Regions from separate parts of the Mus musculus genome. Here region 2 is linked to region 1. Evidence: chromatin loops called from intact Hi-C (ENCODE). Cell type or tissue: left cerebral cortex. All regions are shown on one strand.

The links. A loop is a pair of places that touch in the nucleus more often than their neighbours do. Peaks named below come from ENCODE experiments on the same cell type or tissue, not always from the same donor. Only the 100,000 strongest peaks of a DNase experiment are listed, where the experiment ranks them.
Region 2: it touches region 1 in a loop (2.9-fold over the local background); 7 of 42 quality-filtered maps call a loop at or near these places.

The regions. Positions count from the first base shown.
Region 1 is chr1:169,455,691-169,463,690 of GRCm38, reverse strand. Gm34535 (a long non-coding RNA gene) reads right to left here and starts at 725. Exons shown (of 3, transcript XR_373696.1): 1 at 506-725. In left cerebral cortex, a CTCF peak has its summit at 4,110 (motif pointing right); DNase peaks (open chromatin) are centred at 732, 4,125 and 4,488; H3K4me3 peaks cover 420 bases; H3K27ac peaks cover 1,092 bases.
Region 2 is chr1:169,343,804-169,351,803 of GRCm38, reverse strand. No RefSeq gene overlaps it. Among named protein-coding and RNA genes, the nearest start is that of Gm34477, 17 kb to the left of the region's middle. In left cerebral cortex, a CTCF peak has its summit at 3,871 (motif pointing right); DNase peaks (open chromatin) are centred at 3,880, 4,698 and 7,345; H3K27ac peaks cover 243 bases.

The DNA of each region.
Region 1 (8,000 bases):
ATGGACCTGTGTGTGCGGGTGCTACCCCCTGTGAATGTACATTACATTCAGAGGCTAGAGAATGGTGTGGAGTATTTTCTCTAGTTTATTGGCTAGATTGGCTGGCCACCAAATCCCAGCCATCCTCCATAAGATGTTGTGGTCCTAGACAATGACCATACCTTGCCTTTTACTTGGATTCAAAACTCAGGTCTTCAGGTTTGCATTGCAAGCCCTCTTACTCATTGAGCCATCTGACCAGTCCTTTGAACCATCTTAATTTAACTCAGCTTCATTCCAAATTTTAAGGCAAAGTACCCAAATGTTGCCAGATGGGCATTATTATTATTATTGCCAACTTTAGGTTTAATTTTGATTATTTATCTCATGGTGCCTTAACCATGGCACACAAAGACAACACAATCAGACCCTAGCTTTCTTCTTGGACCTTCATTTGTGAGAATGTCAATTTCCAAAACCACCTGGTCCATGAAAGATAGGAAAGAGTGCATACAGGTCAGCTTACAGTTGGTTGTGTAGACTCACGGATGAGAGGCCAGCCCCTGGGACACTGGATGCGTTCCCCTGGTTACATCAGCACCGTGATTTCCAGTTTTCAAATAAATCCAAGGCTGTGAAGTAGATCTACTCTCCACCCCGGAGCTTACTTGCCCCATCATCACAGGTTCCCAAGAGTGGGGGTAGGGCGTCTGGTTCCCTTCCACCCACTGGGAAGGTCTGCCACAGAAATCATCCTGAACGTGTGGGAAACGCAGCCAAGTGGCACTGCATGTGGCAGAATCTGTTCCTGTTTTTCTGCACAGTGGGGGTTTAAACTTTTTTGAGGGGGAGGCTTATGTCTACAGCCCAGCTCCCCGCTTCTCACAGAGCAGTTAGGCAGTGAGAGGCAAGAACTTGAGTGGGTCAACCAAATTTCAGCCTGTATTGATTATATCGTTCAAACCCCTACCCCCCCCCTTTTTTTTTGGCTTACACATAGCATCATGAATACACAGCTGCGGGGGTTGTGCCAAGCAGCTCAGCCGGCTTGTACACACTGCCATCAGTGGAAAACCGTTTTTCTTTTTTTCTTGCTCGAGGTGTTATCATCAGACACCATGTGGACGCTCCCTGGGCCAAGCCGCCATCTCTCCAGCAGGTTCACAAAAGCTGCTGCTGTGAGGTGAGGTCTTCCGGGAGTGGAGGGGATCCCTATGGGAACTGGAGCTGGTAAGAAGCAGAAGGCAAGATGCCTCCTCCACTGATCACTCAGAGAACAGCTTAAGAAATAAATGCTGTGTTCCTGTGCCCAGGCTGCGGACAACACTTAATATCGCAGATCAACACAGTTTTTGATTCCATTCATAAAAAATGTGCTCAGGTCTCTGCCAGTGCTCTAAATGGGTGCAAGTTTCTAACTTCCTCTGTTGCTCACTTGGAGACTATGACATACACAATAGATACATTAAAATCGTCATACATATCATGAAATAATTCAACAGTGATACCAGGAAATAAATGATGATATCACAGATAAATACCTACTTCACACTGTCTGTTGTTTGCTGTTGTGTAAAGAGTCCGTTTCTGGCTTGGAGAGATAGCTAACTGGGGGATGTTGTTGCGTGCAAGCCTGAGTTCCTGGAGCTGTGATCCACGGTTGTATAAAGCAGCCTGTACCGCCGGCCCTGGTGGGTAGAGACAATTGGATCCTGGGAGCTAGTAGTTAGCCTGCCAGTCTAAGAGAAATGATGGGTTTTGGGTTCACCGAGAGATCTTCTCTCAAAAATAAGGTAGAGAAATGACCCAGGAAGGCACTGATCTCTGGTCCCAGCAATCTTCATGCTAAGGCTCTGTGCCTTTCCCTCGAATTGTATCCTCTCAACGCCCAGACTCCAGAGCAGTGGTTCTCAACCTGTGGGATATGACCCCTTTGAAGGGTCATGGGGGTCACCTAAGACCATTGGAAAACAGATATTTACATTAGGATTCATAATGGTAACAAAATTACAGTTATGAAGTAGCAATGAAATTGTATTAAAGGGGCACAGCATTGGGAAGGTTGAGAACCGCTGCTCTAACATCTTCTTTCTCTCCTTTTCCTACATGTTCTTGTTTACACATGCAGAATTGCTTGCTCCTCCCTAGATAGGCCAACACCTTTGTTATCGTGAGTCTTTTCCCTCCACCAAGAGTGCCCAGTGCTTTCTTTTCCACTCAGTGGGCATGCACTCAGTAAGACACTAGTGTGGTTTTCATTTGCCTGGTCCTCCAGTAAAATTTTTTTTTCTTTTGCTTAGCCTCCAACAAAGCTGACATCCTATGTCTACGAGTTCCCCTGGATTTGACTAAGTTCATAGCTCTTTGCATATTCCTGTCTCAGTCTTCTGTTGAATTTTTCTCCCAGATATTAATTCTGTAGAAAGCCAAGACCACCCTAGAGGCCCCCTAGCAATTAGATTAACACTTGGCAAGTGAATGTTTGTTGATTTATTTGAAAAATGTTGTTTTTCTAAAATCAAAAAGTATATACAGACAGAATGAAAAAATGTTTAAAAAATCCCAAAATCATAGAATGTTTAAAAAGTAGAAACTCCTGACCATCCCTGTCCATTGTAACTGTGTGTTTATAGATGTGTACACACATGTGTGTGTGTGTGTATTTTTTTAAAACAAAAGTGGCTCAAAATACACATTATATTTATTCCCTCAAGTCACCAATGAAGCAGTCATCTTTCCATGTCCATACTTAGAGATGTGCATCATTCTTTATATAGTTTTAAATTTTAAATTAATAAGGCATGAAAAGGGGCTGGGCAGCGGTAGAAGGGACTTTCTCAGCATGTGTGCTCCTGGGTGCCCTGGGCTCAATCCCAACACTGTAGGAATAAGTTGATTCAATTCTCCAGAGTCCAAACTGGTCAAGATATCAAAGGTTGGGAATAGCTGGAGAGACCTCAACAAAGATGAGTCTGGAGTCTGGCAGAGAGAGAGATGGTAGACATTTTGAATTTTGCAGAGGGGAGTAGAAATGGGTGAGGTAGCCTTCATAAGGCAGATGGTCTGTCTTAGAATGTTCCAGAAGGCAGTGAGCTAGAAGGTGCAATAGAACGAGGACTGAAAGGGACATTAAATGCCTGAGAAGTTTGTTTTCACCAGATGCTGATGGTGGTAGTAGGGATGGGTGGCTGGGTGACAATGACTTGGGTACCTGTCTGGTGGCATTTGGGATGCAGTGTGGACCCAGGAGGAAGAGATTGGTGGCTGGAGTCTCTGCTATTTCTCTATAGAAGGGAAGGAAGAGACACTTTTTTTTTGTTGTTGTTGGACACCAACTTGGATATCTCCCATGACTACGTTGATGGCTCCTTCCACCAGCCAAATGAGAAGGTCACTGTCAGCCATGATGTGACAACACAATGGAATCTCAGATCACTGTGCATGTGGCCTGATGCCAGTGGGTTTCAATTTGAGGTTGCATCTGGTTATTTGAAGCTAGGATTTCTTTTCCCCAATAGGGACAGCTGTGTAAAAGGGAGGAGAGAGGGAGGCATTGGTAAGGAAGTGGCTGAGATGTGTGGTAAACGTCTAACTAGAAGCCTGGAAAGGGAGACCAGAGTAGACTCTGCTTCTGGAGAGATTCATGGTGGGAACTCAATGAACTCTGCCTTTAATGGTCTCCTATTAGCCTTTTATCACTTGGCCTGGCACTTGTGAGATCAATTTTGAATTTAGATTTATTGAGGAAATTGACAGAATATGTCATAATATAGGCTTCAAAAATATTTACGCTACAAAGTATCCTGAAGTCTCTCTCTCTCTGCATACATACATACATACATATATATATATACATATATAAATATATATATATATACACACACACAGACACACACATACACTCAATTTTATAAATGAAACTTCCCATGACACAGCAGTCCATTGGCAAGTGTGTTCAGCTAAAGGCATCCTCACAGTCACTGGAGTAAACCTGCCTTGGGGAAAGGATGATGGATACTCAGTCTGAAGAGGAAATGCATGGGATCGTCCTCCTTCCAGGCCATCTAAAGCTCGAGGGTCACTTCCGCCGAAACTTCTTTTGTTTGACTTCACCTGCATGTGAGCCTCGTGCCTCTAGAGGGCACTGTTTACTTTGGAATGAAGTTCCTAAGTTTCAATCGCCTTTCCCTCTGGGATCTACTGTTTTTGCTGTATAGTAGTCATACTTTGTTTTCTCTCAGGAGGGTTTTTCTCCCTTTTGTGCCTGTGTATTTGTGTGGCTTGTGCGTATGTGTGTCCTTTAAAAGTGAATGCAGTACTTCTGAACATGGCAGATAATTACTCTGACCAGAGCCTGTCATTGTCTAGGCAGGCCTTTTGAAAGCTCTTCCTCCCAGTCCCCACCCCTTATATTCTCTCACCACCCTTTAGTCTGACCCATGATGCACCTCCCCCAACCCCAATTATTTCAGTCTGGGGGTCACCGTCACAGCTCAGCCAATGCATCTCAATCCTGCCTCACAGCCGCCTGGCCTAGTCCAGCCCGGGGCTCCCACTCAGGGCAACTGAGGCTTGATTTATGACACCCCTTTCCTCTGGTCCTGGACTCTCCTGGGGCGAAACTGCTGATCATGCCACATTTTCAAATTGGTTCTGCACTGCAAACCAATGTCATGAGGGACATAATTGGGTCCTGAAGCCCATTTTCGACAGTGACCTCCCTCGTTCTGGAGCTGACCTCTGCTCTCTGGACATGAAGACAACCTGATTGTCCTTTTTTAGGTTGCAACGGGGAGAGGGGGTGGTATATGGGTGCTGCTTCTCTGTTGCCTCTGCCTGAGATGATCTGTTGTCTTTCTGTCTGTCTGTCTGTCTGTCTGTCTGTCTCTTTCTCTCTCAAGTCATTACGTGCAGTGATACACAGTACTGGGCATTCTAGCACTTGGCATGAGGGTGCCCCGGCACATTCCTCTTCTCTTTCCACTTGCCAGAAAGGCCACACTGCGTTTGCACACATGGGGAACGGGAAAATGAGTGTCAATAAATGGTGGGAAGAGACTTGGTCCATGATGGATGTGGGTGTTGAGGAGCAGGGAGGGGTACTTTTTGGTGAGGCAAAGGGAGCTAGTGTAGTGTCTCAAGGAGGACAGAGAGCAATGGCCACCTTTCCAGGAGTGGGCCTCCTAATTGGGAGGGTATCCTCTGGGTACCTCATTGTGGAAGCGACAGACTTGGTTTCTGTGACCTCTTGAATGCTACCCCACCCCCTCTCTTTCCATCTTCAGTGCTCTCCTTTTCCTGATATCTTGGTCCATTTTATCGGGAAGACATCCCATCAGCATATGATGCTGCTGTTTAGAAGGAACAAGAGATACTGGACAGGGGAACGCCTGGGGCTCATCCTATGGCAGAAGTGATGTGACAACTGAACCTATCATCTAGCTGGGTTTTTTTTTTTATTATTATTACTTGCTCTGGGAACAACTTATAGTGCATTATTGTGTTTGTTTGTGAGGGTAGTGTTGATAATATAATGACAATGTTTCATAAATATGAAAATTAATTAACAGAGCAGCTATTCTTCTACCTATAGAGTTATTGAATGGCAGAACAATTTAATAGGAACTCTCAGCCTCCCATATCACATTTAACTTTATATTTTAAAACTTGTGTGACTTATTGATTATATATATACATATATATGTGTGTGTGTGTGTATCCAGTATTTTATGTATATTCTTAAAATTCTTTACAGTAACTCTGCCATGTATCTAACACTCCCATTTATATAGACCAAGATCTAGTCTGTATAATATCTAAAGCTGGCAAAGTGATTGACTTGAAAGAACAATGTCCTAACTTTGGTCCACCAGAACACAGGTTGAAATGGCCTGGGCATAATTGCTTAGTTGTGACAGTCTATTGCCAGGGAGAGAAAGACAGATATTTCCCATGCCTATGGGGGAGATTATGCCACCACCCCCCCACACACATAGAAGTAGATAGCACTTGAGAAAGGACAGCTGAGTCTGTCTTATGGCCTCCAAATGTACATGCATGCATACATGTACACGTGTATGCAACTAAATGCAACTGTACATACTCACACCAACATTAAAGGGCTTTATATGAATAAGCTAGGTGTTTTAGGTTTCAGAGTTTAAGTTAGTTACATTTATTATGGGGTCCTCAGAGGTGCCAACCATATCCTAGGATATTTAGAGCTTAAACTGAATGCCTGGGGGGAAAGCTGCATTTACCCAAAAGCATTACTCTGTAGTAGTAGACTGGCAGAAATAACAAGGGGGAAGTTATAGGAAATTAACACCTGGAGGATTCTTTCTTCTTCTTCTTCTTCTTCTTCTTCTTCTTCTTCTTCTTCTTCTTCTTCTTCTTCTTCTTCTTCTTCTTCTTCTTCTTCTTTTTTTGAGAAAAGATTTGAGCCTGTAGCTCTTGATGATCTGACCCTTTGTAGCACATGTTACCCCACGCTCATGAAAATCCTCCTGCCTCAGCCTCCCAAATACTGAGGCTACAGGGATGAGCTACCTGGCTTTGGGAGGTATTTTGAGAAGTATTGTATCCATATCTTAGACAGCTGTCCACTCAGCAATGCTCTGTAGGGGGAACACAGGGTACTAGAGAACACACAGGACACAGACAAGAGCTGGGACCCAGCCAGGCTCCTATCACTTTCTATCGGTAGGCATGTTTTATGAGCAATTTAACCACACGTGAGCTTTGTTTTCTTATTTGTAAAATAGAAATGCTGGCTCTGCCTGTCTCGCAGGAGGTCTAAATAGTGAGGACCACAGAAACCATTTATGATTACTGTTGATCATCTGGGAGGTGGGACCCAGAGCTAAAAGGAAGAGGCCAGTGTACTTCTCTATGCAACGTCCTGGGAGTTGGAGGGGAGACGAGTGAGGAGCGGGCTTTAGAGGTAGATGGGGCATCAGTTACAGTTCCTGTGGTTATGGCAAAAGCAACTTAAGAAAGGAGTGGCTTATTTTGATTTACGGTTCAGGGGAACAGGTATCATCCTGGCAGGAGCATGAGGCAGCTGGTCAAGCTGCAACTTCAGTCACAGAACAGAGGTAGGTCAACCCATGGGCTGGCATCGCCCATGTCTATGGTTGATCTCTCTGCAGGTCAATGTTTCTGGAGATACACACATATGTCAACGACCCATTCAGAAGTATGTTTCCATGGTGAGTCTAACTTTCATCCGCTGACAATCCAAACCAACTATCTAATAGGGAGTCGATTAGCTTCACTTGGAGAGGGCTAGCTAGTCAGGACAGGCTGGCGCTGGCTAAGACTTTGAAGGATCCCTGGACAAGAAGCAGGGAAGTGATGCCCAGTGAGGTGAGGAAGAACATTGAGATACAGGCGCCTCTCACACAGGAAAACACACTCAGGAAACAAGACAGGAAGGATTAATCTATGCATTGTAACCGACGCCCAAGGATTTCTACTCATTCTGTAAGAGCTGCTTTCCATCTTAAAGGCAATTTGCACACGGGACCTTCTTTGTAGTTCAGCTGATGAAGCCCTGTTCTCGAGGCAATGACCACACATTCATACGATTTTTAAATGAACCATCAGTTCTAGAAATGGTAATCTGAAATTGGTAAGGCTTTCTTCTGACTTATTGGGGGTTCTCCTTGGGACTCAGACCAAATAGTCACCAGAGACAAGGCGCCTGATGCATCTGTGTGGAGTGGAGGCACAGAGGAGGTACAAGCTAAGGTGAATGGTTTGGGTGACTTGGCAAGGTCACACATGTTAAGGGAGTGGCAAGCACACACCCTTGCCTGCTCTAAGTCTCTTCCATCGGTACCTGGCTGAGGAGAATCATTGTAGTGTCTTATTTGTTTTTTCTTGCTTGCTGGGTCTAACTGGTCTGCCATGTCTGTTGCTGAGGCTGCAATTTGATGAATACATGGGTTCAGGAAGTACCCTTGCCCCACATTCTGTGGCCGAAACTAATCCCTATTTTTGGATTTGGGTTCTGTCCT
Region 2 (8,000 bases), 110 kb after region 1:
CCTGAACTGCCATTTTCCAGACAACACAGACAAGAGTTGCTCCAAAGAACCTTTCTAAATAGTCCACTTCCCCTCAATCCCCACCCCCCGCCACTACCTCTGCTAGGTGATGGGCTACAAGGGAGGTTTAAAGCCTTTAAAAATAAGGTCTGAAAAAGATTAAAGTTACATTTCTGAAATACAACTTATTTCAAGGGCTGTGTTTTCACCACAGTCAAGTAAGAAGTGTGTATGTAGAATGGCAAAAGCCATGCCCAAATCATGTTCCTCACAATGTTCCAAGTAATTGTCACATCTGTGAAGAAAGCCACACTCACAAACAGCCTTTTATGTCTTGAGGGAACATCTCTGTATGAAAATATTTTGGCCATTTTCTCATGTAATGATCTGTACTAGATGACAGACATTTAATGACAGCCAACAAGTGGCCATGTACAGTCTGGCCTAGTCATAGTGGTGCACACCTGTAATCCCATGCTTCTGTGAAGGGGGCTGCACTTCCAGCTTCCTGGTCACCAGTGTTTCCTCTGTGCCTGGCATGGGTAGGAGAAGCATCTGTTATTGAGGAAGTGAGAGGCCAGGCAGCTGAGTGTCTTGTAGCAGACTTCACTTGCTTCACTCTGAGGCTAAGATCTGATGGGAGAGCATGAGAAGAAAATGAATAGGATGTGTGGTCACGTGAGGCAAGAGCACAGGGGTAGCTACTTTTGGTGGAGGTTGGAGAATTCCCTGGATATGTCTGTGAGGGTGTTTCCTGGGGAGATCAGCGTGTGAGTTTGAGCAGATTGTGTGGTGAAACTCTGCCCTCAGCGGTATGAATGAGAACATGATCCAATTGGCCCTGGCCCCAAGAGAACAGAAACAGGCAGAGGACACGTCTGTGCCTTCCTCCAGCACTGGGACACTGTCCTTTTTCTTGTCCTTATATATCAGAACTTCCAGCTCTCAAGCCATGAGGATCCCAGGACAGACATTGGTATCTCCATTTGGTTCTTAAGCAGTTGGTTTTAACTGAGTGTCTCATCCCCAACTCTCAGCTCCAAGGCTTTTGTATTTGTATTGAATATACACATCACATTCTAGAGTCTTTGACCTGCAGGGCTATGCTGGATCTTTCAGGTTTTAGATTCCATAATTTTTTGAGCTATGTTTACTGATAGGTTCCCATCATATATCTTCTTTTGCATTCCCCCTTTGTTCTTTGTCTTCAGAGAGAGCCATCTGATCAGTGGTGGTAAGGTCTCCTTAGCAACAGCTCCTAAAACAGTCCATTCTGTGTGGACTTTGGAATCAGCGTTAGAGAAATTACGCCCAAGGTACTATGTTTTTTGAACTGCACCATCTCCTTAGAACCTCTTTTCCTACTATCAACTAGGTCTTCTGATCAACATGACCTCACCTTCCTTATGTAGCTCTTAAAACCAAGGGCTTAGAAGTCCCTCCCACAAAGTCTGACAATACAAAGAGGTTGCTTGAGAAACAACTCTTTGTTTCTCTGTCATTTGAACTAGCTCAGTGGTTAAGTCTTTAATTCCCCCGCTCTTCATGGGAAACAGATTCTTTGAAATGCACACACACGGCTAGTCTTCTGCAGCAGTGCCTCTGGCATTTCAATGAGATCTTCCCCAGAAATAGGAAGTCTTCAAAAAAGAAGGTCTCTGATGGAATGTCCATCCACCTAGGAGGAAGGGCAGGGAGATGCTTGCGAGTGGGTTGCCTTTTGAAGCTGTCCACATGGTACCCTCAGAGATGGCTTCCATCCCAGCTTTCGAGTCCTGACCCACCGAAGATCATATCACAGCAGTTTTCCTGCCTCTGTAATGACCCTCCGGAATGGCTTCAATGTGCTCTCCATGTGTGGAAGCAATTATGTTCAAAAGATGTCCTAGTACAGGGTGGATTTGGAAAGCCAGAGGGGCTGAGAGGATGGAACCACCAATGCCATTTGTGCAGAGAAGAGCAGAGTTGAGCCACTGTGAAATGCACTTCCTGTGCTCCATTGGTGTCCTACCTGGTTCTTTGATCTGCCCTCTCTCTAAACAGTTTTAGACTCCCTAACTGGCTATGTTTGAAAGGTGAGCCTGCATCTTTCTTTTAATATATTTTTATTGGTGGATCTTACGGTACAAAAGCAGTGGGTTTCAAAGTTACATTTATGTGTGTTTTTTATTTATTTACTGATTGGGGGAAGGAGCATGGGGCATGACATGACAGAAGTCCAGACAACTTGCTGGAGTTGGTTCTTTCCTTCTACTGTTTGTGGTTCCTGATATCAGATTCATGTCTTCTGGCTTTTACCTGCTCAGCTATATCCCTAGCCTGTTTGTTTCTTTTTAAAGTTGCAACCTCTTTTCCCTAAACATTTATCATTTTTTAACAGGTACATAGCTAGGTTCTCAGGATGTCCACTATACTTTATATATATATATATATATATATATATATATATAACTTTACTCTGTGAACCACACTGGGAACTTCTGGAAGAGTAATATGTACCATACCCTTGATTGCTCTTCCATCTCTCCAGCTCTTAAAACAGTCTTTGGCTGAGCAACTTACTGACTGTGGGAAGAGAGACGACTAAATAGTTAGAACAACAAAACAGCAGCCAACACTTTCCACCTTTTACTGTGAACTGTTTCAAACACATTACCTTAGCTGTTCAATTAGTGTTTACCTCAGCATGCAGTAGGCACCACCTCTAATTTTCCAAAGTTTGAAAATGAGTGAGGAATTCTGAAATTCAGAATGATAATTAAACTTCATGGCTCACCTATCTACTAAATCGCCAACCTGGGCTTCAGCCTTGGCTATAGGCTAACTGAAACTTGTAGCATGTCTTCTATCCTCCGTACTGCTGGGTAAAGGCTGAGACTCTCAGTATTGATGGAACCTTCCTCTGGAAGGTTCTGGAAGGTTCCTCTGGAAGGTTCCAGGGGAGCTGATATCCAATTCTTGAGAAGTGGAGATCTCTCAGGCAAAGTAGAAAGGGCTATATTCTGCCAAATAAGAGTTTCCCATGAGAGGACATGCCAGAGTCAGCAGGTGTGTGAAGAGGATTTCTTGGGAAAACCACAGCAACTCTGGAGCCAGAGGTACAAAATGCTATGGTGCTGAGGAGGAAAGTGAGGTCAGTAGGAGCCCAACTGCTATAGAATCTTTTGTTCCAAGTTAGAGAATGTGGACTCTACCCTAAGACCTGTGAGGATCTTCTAATGGCTTCCTTGATTGACATGTAGTTTACTACAGTCTTGTGTATATACTTTCTGATGACTCTGTGTGAAAGGTGACCATTCCAAGGAAGCAGCTGCTTCTTTCCCATGGTTCTGCCTCCACATATCGTGTCTGAAACCTGCACACACTGGGTTTTGGTTATTAATGACATTCACTCATGCACAATGTATTCCATACTATCTCTGGCACACCTATTGTCTTTCATAAGTGAGCTAGGTACTAGGATGACAAAGAGGAAGTGACGTACATGGGTGTGATCACCAGAGCAGGATTTATTGGTAGAAACAGTACATATCTAATCCGAGTTAAAAGCAGCAGGGAAGATGCTGTGTAATGGGTGTATTTGACGGGAAGAGGATGTATGGTCCAAGAGGTAACAAGTGCTGATAGCTAAGAACAGGCGCTAAAGTCACCCTCCTCTGGGTTCAAATCCCAGCTTTGCCCTACATTTGCTATGTGACACCAGGCCAGTTACTGAGTTGCTCTGAGTCTCAGCATCATCATGTAATAACTGCACATCATAACATTAACCACCTCATAAGGTTGCTACGAAGATAAATTGAGTGAACATTTTGAAGTTACTAAGTCCAATATAAAAACAGGAGCCCTGAAGTGACAATGTTCCCCAGTAGATGTCACTGCTACATAGCAAGTTAGGTGAGATAATATCTGTGTTCAGGGCGACCACTTAACCACCCCTTCTGAAAATTGGTGCATAAATGGCTTTACTCTCAAAATACAAAACCCAAAAGAGGGTTTGCAGGCTGGGAGCTGTGCAACAGTGAGGACAGACCCAAATGTAGGGCAGAGACCCATCACTTCATCAGATTTTCATGAATGTTCCAAGCTTTCTCTATATTGGTTCTCTTGTAGAACACATTTTTCTCTAGGATTCTAAGAAAGCATGGATTGAATTCCATCAGCCATGCCAGAGAGCACAAATCTTTCATGAGGAGGTCTGTGGATAATGACTGGTTGAGCTTCCAAAGGTGCTAACATGGAGAGGTAGGAGAAGGTAGCAGGCACAGAACCTTGAGAGGTAGCAGCAGGTGACTTTGGAGAGGGGCGACTTTGTGACAGCTAAGGTTGACGTTATTGCTTTCTGTTCTATGAGCCAGGAAAGGTCAAAATGAATTTGTTCAGAGTTTCCTCATGTCCTGTAGAACTCAGCACAGCTGGGGATGAGATTTCTTTCTTGTTCTCTATTCTGACATGGCCAGACTTCAAGGTAAAGTTGATGGGCTAAAAGCAGAGAGGTCACCACACACTCCTTTCCTTAGACTTGCATAGAACATTTCCTGTGGGCTTGGTTTTTGTGTTGCATGAAAGGATACAGAGCTGAATAATTCATGCCTAGTTTCTTCCAGCTGTTTACAGTCCAGGCTTTAGTGGGAGAGACAGGCATGTCCTACTGTGGAGGCAATGGAACATTTTACACAGTATTTTAAAAATGCTAACAGAGTTTTGAAGAAGAAGTTGAGATAACATATGGTCTTTGTTTTGCAGGATGAGTAGGAGTCTGTACTTTTTAGAAAAGGGAAACACTCTGGGTAGAAATATCATCACATATGCATCTTAATGGAAGAACAAGGAGTGGTTGCTCTGAGCTGAAGGTCTGGATGCTTGGCTAAGAGATGAGATCTGCCTTGAGCTTCAACAAGGTATACAGTGGCACTGAGAAAGACTGGCGCTCTTATCCACAGAATCAGAAAGTGTTTCAGTCTTGCAATTACCTTTCCACATTGTGGAATCAATTCGTTCTATAACTTCTACTTCCTAGATTGGTATTTAATGCTAAGTTTGCTCTGCACAAGCTTGGTCTGAGAGGGTAGAGGAAAGTCCTGTTCTTTTTCTTATAATACTTAAAATAAATGTGTGGTGGTCTCCCCTATTAGTTCTCTGCTGATACCACAAGACCAACAGGATGTCCTAGGGCTCAACTCAGTTCTGACACTTAATACCTGAAGTTAGCATAGAACCAACTTGTAGAGGGCTCAGTTTGCATTTCCAAGGTCCCATGTTTTTGTTGCCTTTTCTACTGATTGGGACACTGCCCTCCCTGTTCCAGTGAATTGCAGTAATGGGACACAGAACTCTGGGGAACAGTATCTTTATGTCTACCAGTTCCTTATGAGTGATGTCATCAAAACTACAAATGAATAGGAGCATAAAGCAAGGTTAGAAAGGGCCTGGGGTAGGGTAGCTGTCCTGTCTTTGCTTGGGGTGTGCTACTCTATTGGAAGATTTCATTAACCCAGAACCTCAGATGTCTTGCTAGGGCTTTCAGGAATCTCTATTGCATAGTTATCAATGTGTGTTGGTGATTAGCCCAATGATTTTCCTCTGAGGGGCTCAAAGTTCCTATGACTATAGTGTGTAGTTGATTCCTTTGGTGACCAGGCTCTTTCCTGCAATGTGGGGCTTCTTTTCTTTCTTTCTTTCTCTCTCTCTTTCCTTCCTTCCTTCCTTCCTTCTTTCTTTCTTTCTTTCTTTCTTTCTTTCTTTCTTTCTTTCTTTCTTTCTTTCTTTCTTTCTTTCTTTCTTTCTTTCTTTCTTTCTTTCTTTCTTTCTTTCTTTCTCTCTTTCCTTCTTTCTTTACTTCCTTCCTTCCTTCTCTCTCTTTTCCTTCCTTCCTTCCTTCCTTCCTTCCTTCCTTCCTTCCTTCCTTCCTTCCTTCCTTCTCTCTCTCTCCCTCCCTCCCTCCCTCCCTCTCTCTCTCTCTTTCTTTTTCTTTCTTTCTTTCTTTCTTTCTTTCTTTCTTTCTTTCTTTCTTTCTTTCTTTCTTTCTTTCTTTCTTTCTTTCTTTCTTTCTTTTTCTTTTCCAGCCACTGGGCATCTCTTTAACTCACCTTTCAGTAGGTCTGTTTGAAAGGGACTTCTTTATAAAGAGTAAAAGATTCTGCTCTTACCCTGTCACTGGGCAAGAAGTAGAAATGAAATCCAAATAAATGTGACCAAATACATGTTTCTTATTATCTGATAGCATCTTTAAGGATAATTTGGTGCATATAGCACAATTTGCTGTGGGTGGCCCTTTTGAGGAATGGCCGTGGTTAAAAAAGAAACCATCAACCCCAGCATGAAGTGGCTAATCACAATGTTGACGTCAAGGCCTGCTCATCTTGATGAGTACTATTTGTCAAAAGCTGTGATAGATGAATTATAGGTATGAGCTCATCTAATCCACACTGTAATCCTACAAGGAAGACAGGATAGCATCAAGGTATACAGCTGGACCCTCTGCCACCTGCAGCCCACTTCTGCATCCTTTTGCAAAGTAGCCTAGCCCTTCCAAGTGCCTAGTGCTTCCATTCCTAAGACGGCTATCGCCATGCCTTCAGTATCTGTGGGAATTTCTGGAGAGGGCATCTCAGGAGCTTAGTAGGGCTGCAAATTGCCTCTGGCCTGCAGAGCTGACCCTATTCTGACCCTGTCCTGTAGCCAGCTGGTCCCGTCCATTCTTCATTGTGAATGAATCCAAGAAAGTCAACAGGTACAAGCAATCACCAGAAAGCTATTTGTTGTGATTGAAAAACACTCAGAGAAATGGAGTGCCTCATAGATGATTTAATATTTTAAAGGTGGCGCATGCGAATGAGTCAGCTCGGGGTGGGTGAGGGAGTTTACATTCCACATCAAGGTTTTACTTAAAGTTTACATTTTGTTTAAATTAGAAGTAAGATCAGTGTAATATGGCTTAAACCTTTCTTAGAAATTTATGGCTTCTTTTAATAAACCCCATAAAAGACACTTTTAAACATATGCAGTGTTCTTAATGTAATGGTTCCATTCTCGAAATATATAGTATTTAGGTTGCATCTAAAATGCTGTAAAAGTATCACAAAGCCTGTAAAAATATTGTTAACGGGAAGAAATCTTTTAGAGGAATAAATATTTTCTTGGAAAGGGAAAAAGCTCTGAACCTTTTAGTCAGGGAATGGCTTGGTTTTGAAAAATAACAATTTGCCTTCTTTTAAATGGTCTTTCTGTGGTTCCACGCCAGCCAATTATTAGATTAAAGCAAGCTGTCGCTATGCGCCCTAGAAACTCAAACGGATTTGATGTTGCACCCTAAGTTTGCGAGGACAAGTTCCATTTAAGCTTTAATGAGGTCAAGGGAATAAAGAAGGAGGCTGGCGGAGGCTTTTGTGTTATTTTAGGACTGTATTTTAGAATTACGAGGCTTGAATAAAGCCATGAAAAGAACACAGGGTTTAGGGTTCAGAGCCTCTGCATGAGACATGGTGTTGCTATTAACTACGTTTGCGACCTTGGTAAAAAACAAATCACTCAAGTGCTCCAAGGCTTAGTTTCTTGGTTCTGGAAAATGGGGTTAAAAATACCCATCAGCACTATATGATCTCATTTGTACGCATAATATAATAAAGTTAATCTCTTAGAGGCTGAGTGTAGAATGGTAGTTATCCAAGGCTGAGGAGAAGAAGGGAGGGAGGAATAGGCAAAGGTTGGCCAATGACAATAAAATTATGGTACAAGGAAGCAAGAATCTCTAGAACGCTCTCCCCAGCAGGTGCTTGAGGATGAAGATAGTGTCCAAAATGCTGCTCCTAAAACATCAACACAAAGAGCGTGATCAACATTCCAGGAGATAGGTATGTTTCACCCTATTTGAACACGATGTAGCCTATATCTGTGTCAGAAGATACAAATTATCTCACAAATATGCTATTGTGGAGCTTGTGAGGTAATGCTTGAGAAAGTGTTCTGTGAGCCAAAAAGTGCACATGGACTTTATTTAGTTG